2 separate regions of the Homo sapiens genome follow, and region 1 is linked to region 2. Evidence: read pairs that join two places in POLR2A ChIA-PET (ENCODE). Cell type or tissue: PC-3. All regions are shown on one strand.

Region 1 (2,500 bases), 140 kb after region 2:
TTAACTTTTGCTCTCCTTCCTCCCTCCCACGTCTAGTAGTTCCCAGTGTCTATTGTTGCCGTCTCTATATCCATAAGTACCCAATGTTTACCTTCCACTTATTAGTGAAAACATGCAATGTTTGATTTTCTGTTCCTGCATTAATTTGCTTAGGATAATGACCTCCATCCGCATCCATGTTTCTACAAAGGACACGATTGTGTTACTTTTTATGGCTGCATGGTATTCTATGATGCATATGGACCACATTTTCTCTTATCCGGTCCATAGTTGATGGGCATCTAGGCTGACTCCATGTCTTTGCTATTGTGACTAGTGCTGTGGTGAACATATGAATTTGTGTGTGTTTTTGGTAGAACAACTTATTTTCTTTTGGATATATACCCAGTAATGGGGCTGCTGGGTTGAATGGTAGTTCCGTTTTGAGTTCTTTGAGAAATCTGCAACTGCTTTCCACAGTGACTGAACTAATTTACGTTCCAACCGACAGTGTATAAATGTTCTCTTACAGGATGTTTTTTTAAAAAATTTTTTTTCTCTTATAATTTCACTTTTGTTGTGGTAAAATATGTACAACATAAAATTTACCATTGTAGCCATTTTTAAGTGTACATGTAGTGGCATTAAATACATTCACATCGTTGTGCTACCGTCACCACCATCCATCCACAAGACTCTTCATCTTTCTTACAGGGTTTTAATAACATTTTAATGATAATGGTTGTGTTGCAGGCTTTAGTTTTATCACTAAGCAAGGTTTGAGTTCCTTCTCGTAGCTTTAGAGAAATGCACCTTTTAAACTTTTTTTTTTGAGACAGGGTCTCACTCTGTTGCCCAGGTTGGAGTGTAGTGGCACAACAGCCTTGACCTCCTAGGCTCAAGTGATACTCCCATCTCAGTTTCTGAGTAGCTGGAACTAGAGGTGCGCATCACCATCCTTGGCCAGTTTTGTTTGTATTTTTATAAAGATGGCGTCTCACTGTGTTGCTAGGGCTGGTCTTGAACAGCTGGGCTCCCGCAATCCTCCTACTTCGGCTTCCCAAAGTGCTGGATTACAGGCATGAGCTACCATACCCAGCTGAGAAATGCACTTTTAAAAGAGAAAAGGTAAAAAGCCATAGCCAGACTGTTTAACAAATCTTATCTACAGCAGGAAAGACCTAATACATTACTGTTTGAGGATAAGCTTGTGATGTATTTAAACTTGTGTCTAAGGGTATTGTGGGGTTTAGCTGTCAAGAGGAAGGAACACGTAAGGGAATTATTGTTATTGATCATTTCCTCTCCTGAGTATCTATCAGAAAAATAACAATTGTCAGTGTTGTCCTCTATAGCAGTGCAAATAGTACCTATCTAAACTATGCTTGAGCTCAGGTAGTGTTGCCTTTTTAGTAACTAAAAGCAGTGTGTAGCAATTTCCTGTCCATCCCAGATGTTTACTAAAGATTGATACTAGGGGACCCAACACATAAGATATGTCTCTTTAAACTTGTAGTTAGGCTGAGTCATTGTGTTCACAAGAAAAGCTGTAGCTCTGCAAGGTCTGGTTTTGTGTTTACAATCCTTTAAGTCTTAGCACCACAAAATAAAATGTATTTGCTAGGGTGTGGCTAAAAGTTGTTGCAGGGTTAAAATGAGAAACATGTAAACCTAACTTTCCCATAAGCCTGTGACATTTCTGATTACAAAGAGAATCATACAAATCGCATCTTATGCTTCAGTGGGAACACATTCCAGTGTGTTAGTTTCCCTAAATTCACAGTGCAGTGTAAAATCTGGACCCCAGCTGTTTTAGTGCTGGGTTATTAAGCAAAAGTGTATGTTACGTAAGTGTTTCATAGTGTCACAGTGTTTTTTTTCTGTTGTGAAACTTTCTTAATTTTTAAATTTATTGAGCAAACATTACAACGACAGAATAAAATGAATTATTTATTTAATAAACACTTACGTGGTGTTTACTTTGTGCCTTGCACTCATCTAAGCATTTTACAAACATGAATACATTTAACCCTCAGAACAACCCTGTAAAGTAGGTAATCTTATTATGGCCGTTTAATTTATTTATTTATGTTTGTTTTACTGTATTTTATTTTGTAGAGATGAGGTCTTGCTATGTCACCCAGGCTAGTTTCAGACTTCTGGGTTCAAGTGGTCCTCCTACCTTGGCTTCCAAACGTGCTGGGATTCACAGGCATGAGCCACTGAGCCTGGCCTATGCCCATTTTATAGATGAGGCAGTTTGAGGCATAGTGAGATCCCACAACTAGCACATGGTAGAGCTGGGGATCCATCCCAGGCAGCTTGCACCCAGAGTTTTGACACTGCTGTCTGTCTAGAAAAAAACATAACCTGTGATTCCATCCTCTTAACAAACTTTTTTTTAGGTTTTTTTATTTCCATTTCGTCCTTGTTCTTTGACATAATTGCAATTATAGTGCAACTCAGACAATCTGTTCAAGTCCTTTATTTTTCGGAAAACGAAATTAAGGTGGAGCATGGG
Region 2 (2,500 bases):
ATTCAGAGAACAGGTTTAGAACAGTGATTGCCTGTGAGAGGTGGAAAGTGACTGGAAGGGGCACAGAGAACTTTCTCGGTTGATAGATAGAATGTTTTTATCATGGCTGGGTGCAGTGGCTCACACCTGTAATCCCAGCCCTTTGGGAGGGAGGCTGAGGTGGGCAGATCACTTGAGGTGATCTGAGGTCAAGAGTTCAAGACCAGCCTGGCCAACATGGTGAAACCCTATCTCTACTAAAAATACAAAAATTAGCTGGGCATGGTGGTACATGCTTGTAGTCCCAGCTACTTGGAAGGCTGAGGTAGGAGAATCACTTGAACCCAGGAGGCAGAGGTTGCAGTGATCGTGCCACTAGATCGTGCCACTGCACCCCAGACTGGGAGACAAAGAAAGACTCCATCTGAGAAAAAAAAAAGTTTATATCATGATTGGAGTGATGAATATTTAGGTGTGTACATTGATCAAAATTCATTAAATTGTATACTTAGGATGTGTGCATTTCTGTATGTAAATTTTACCTAAGTGGGGAAAAAGACTGAGACAGAGAGATCTCAAATTATTAAGCAGAGTTGTCTTTCTCTGTGTGACTATAGATGACAAGTCAGAGGCAGTAGACAACCCTGAATAGAAGGAAGCAAAGGTAACAGATTTCATGTCAGGAATCCAACTCTAATTAGTGGGACAAGTCTATTCTTGGAGATGTCCTGAGATAGGAAAAAAGTCACTCAATATTTCAAAGTATTGTAAGATGAGAGACGATTGTAATATCTTAGTCAATTTGTGAACAATATAGATCTCAGCCCCAAGTTCAACTGCATAGGATCATGGGCACACTAGTATGTTTTCTTTGTTTTAGGAAATGTACAGATTAAGTTCCAATGGGAAACTAGATGTCAACTTTGATGGACTTAAATCGTTGCCCTTTCCTCATAGGAAAGCCTCCAAGGCCCTCTCTCTGAGTCTGTCTTATACATAAGGCAAAGAAGGTGGGCTAACTGCTTTGTTTCCTAGCCCTTGGCAGGTTAGAAGCAGCAAATTAGAAATGGGAGGAGGCAGTGAAATAGCCAGAGGCTGTGACTCAGACAGCAAGTGACAGCTCACAGCAGGCAGAAAGGATGAAAGGAAGGGAGAAATATAAAAAGCCAACCTAAATACTCAAGAACACAACAGTGGGAAGGGGGGCCTCCCACAGCTCAATTTATTTAAATAGTTCCTCAGTGCACTGCAGTGTTTTACAGACCAGTCCAAAATCTTTTTTAATGTCCTAAAAGAAGAACCAGTAATGTAATGACATCCATTATGCATTGTGTAAGTCAGAGAATTGTTACATTTTCCCTAAAATTTTGTGTGATATGATTAGAAAAATATTTAAACATTTTTTGATCAGAGGATTGAACTTGTTAAAAAAATTGCTTCTGTAAAATACTTATTCCCTGATAATATTGAATAACACATTTTTTTACTTTTTAAGATTTGAAGTAAAAGATTTTTACTTTTTAAGATTTATGAATGTTAATTCAAAAAAATTATACGTTAGATGACATCTGGAAGAAGGAAAATAATGGTAACATCCACCTCTGTCACCAAAGCTGTTGTCTTGAACTTCCTATTTTCCAAAAGCCTTTGAAATGCCATCCCTATTGTTTTATGAGGGCTTTATATATCAACATCTGTCACAGAATTCCTTTCTTCTGTATGTAAATCGTTATATTAGATCAGACTTCGAATTTATTTTTAGCAGTTTTGTGAAAAGGAGACCCCATTTTGTGAATCTTTTACCAAGTGATATGATGGGATTAGCTCCTATTGAGTCCTGAGAGCCAAGTGTAGCATTTCTTTCCAACTCTGATTTCATGTTGTCGGCTTGAAAATGGCTGTGGTGGGAGTATGTATACCATGAAAATCAACAAACACCATAAATCAGGGCTCTTTTCTTTCTTTAGAGAGCTAGTTGTTAAACATTTACCAGCACACCACTGGTTCCATCAGATTCTAAAAACACACTGTATTTAGTCTTAGATTCAGTTGTCACCACCTGTGGCTCTTCCCTTAATAAGAAACATAGCTTGTTACAGCTGGGTAGTCCTCAGCACAATTTGTTTTGTTATGTACATTTATTGAGGTCTGGATAATCTACTTTATTTATTAAGTTATTCAATTATTGATGACAAAATAGATGGGAAATAAACTGAGTAAAAAAGGAAATAAAGGTTATAGGGTCAGTATTGTTACAAAATATAATCTTCGTAGTACTTGGTTTCAAGAAATCAGGTATTTTTGTCAGATCATGATAGGTATTGAATGCAATAGACAAGTTACCCAAGCGAATATTGCACTCCTGGCTTCATATTTAGAAAAGAGGTGCACCAGCCAGGTGTGGTGGCTCATGCCTGTAAGCTCAGCACTTTGGGAGGCCGAGGTGGGTGGATCACTTGAGGTCAGGAGTTCGAGACCAGCCTGACCAACGTGGTGAAACACCGTCTCTACTAAAAATACA

What was found. Peaks named below come from ENCODE experiments on the same cell type or tissue, not always from the same donor. Only the 100,000 strongest peaks of a DNase experiment are listed, where the experiment ranks them.
Region 1: POLR2A ChIA-PET joins it to region 2 with 11 read pairs; 4 of 35 experiments call an interaction of 5 or more read pairs at or near these places.

Annotation. Positions count from the first base shown.
Region 1 is chr3:171,805,606-171,808,105 of GRCh38, reverse strand. The region is part of intron 1 of PLD1 (phospholipase D1); the gene reads left to right. Among named protein-coding and RNA genes, the nearest start is that of PLD1, 3.6 kb to the left of the region's middle. In PC-3, no CTCF peak of the experiment used is centred here; a DNase peak (open chromatin) is centred at 1,515; H3K4me3 peaks cover 1,283 bases; H3K27ac peaks cover 2,500 bases.
Region 2 is chr3:171,949,183-171,951,682 of GRCh38, reverse strand. The region is part of intron 1 of LOC105374217 (a long non-coding RNA gene); the gene reads right to left. Among named protein-coding and RNA genes, the nearest start is that of TMEM212-AS1, 50 kb to the right of the region's middle. In PC-3, no CTCF peak of the experiment used is centred here; a DNase peak (open chromatin) is centred at 1,082; H3K27ac peaks cover 1,455 bases.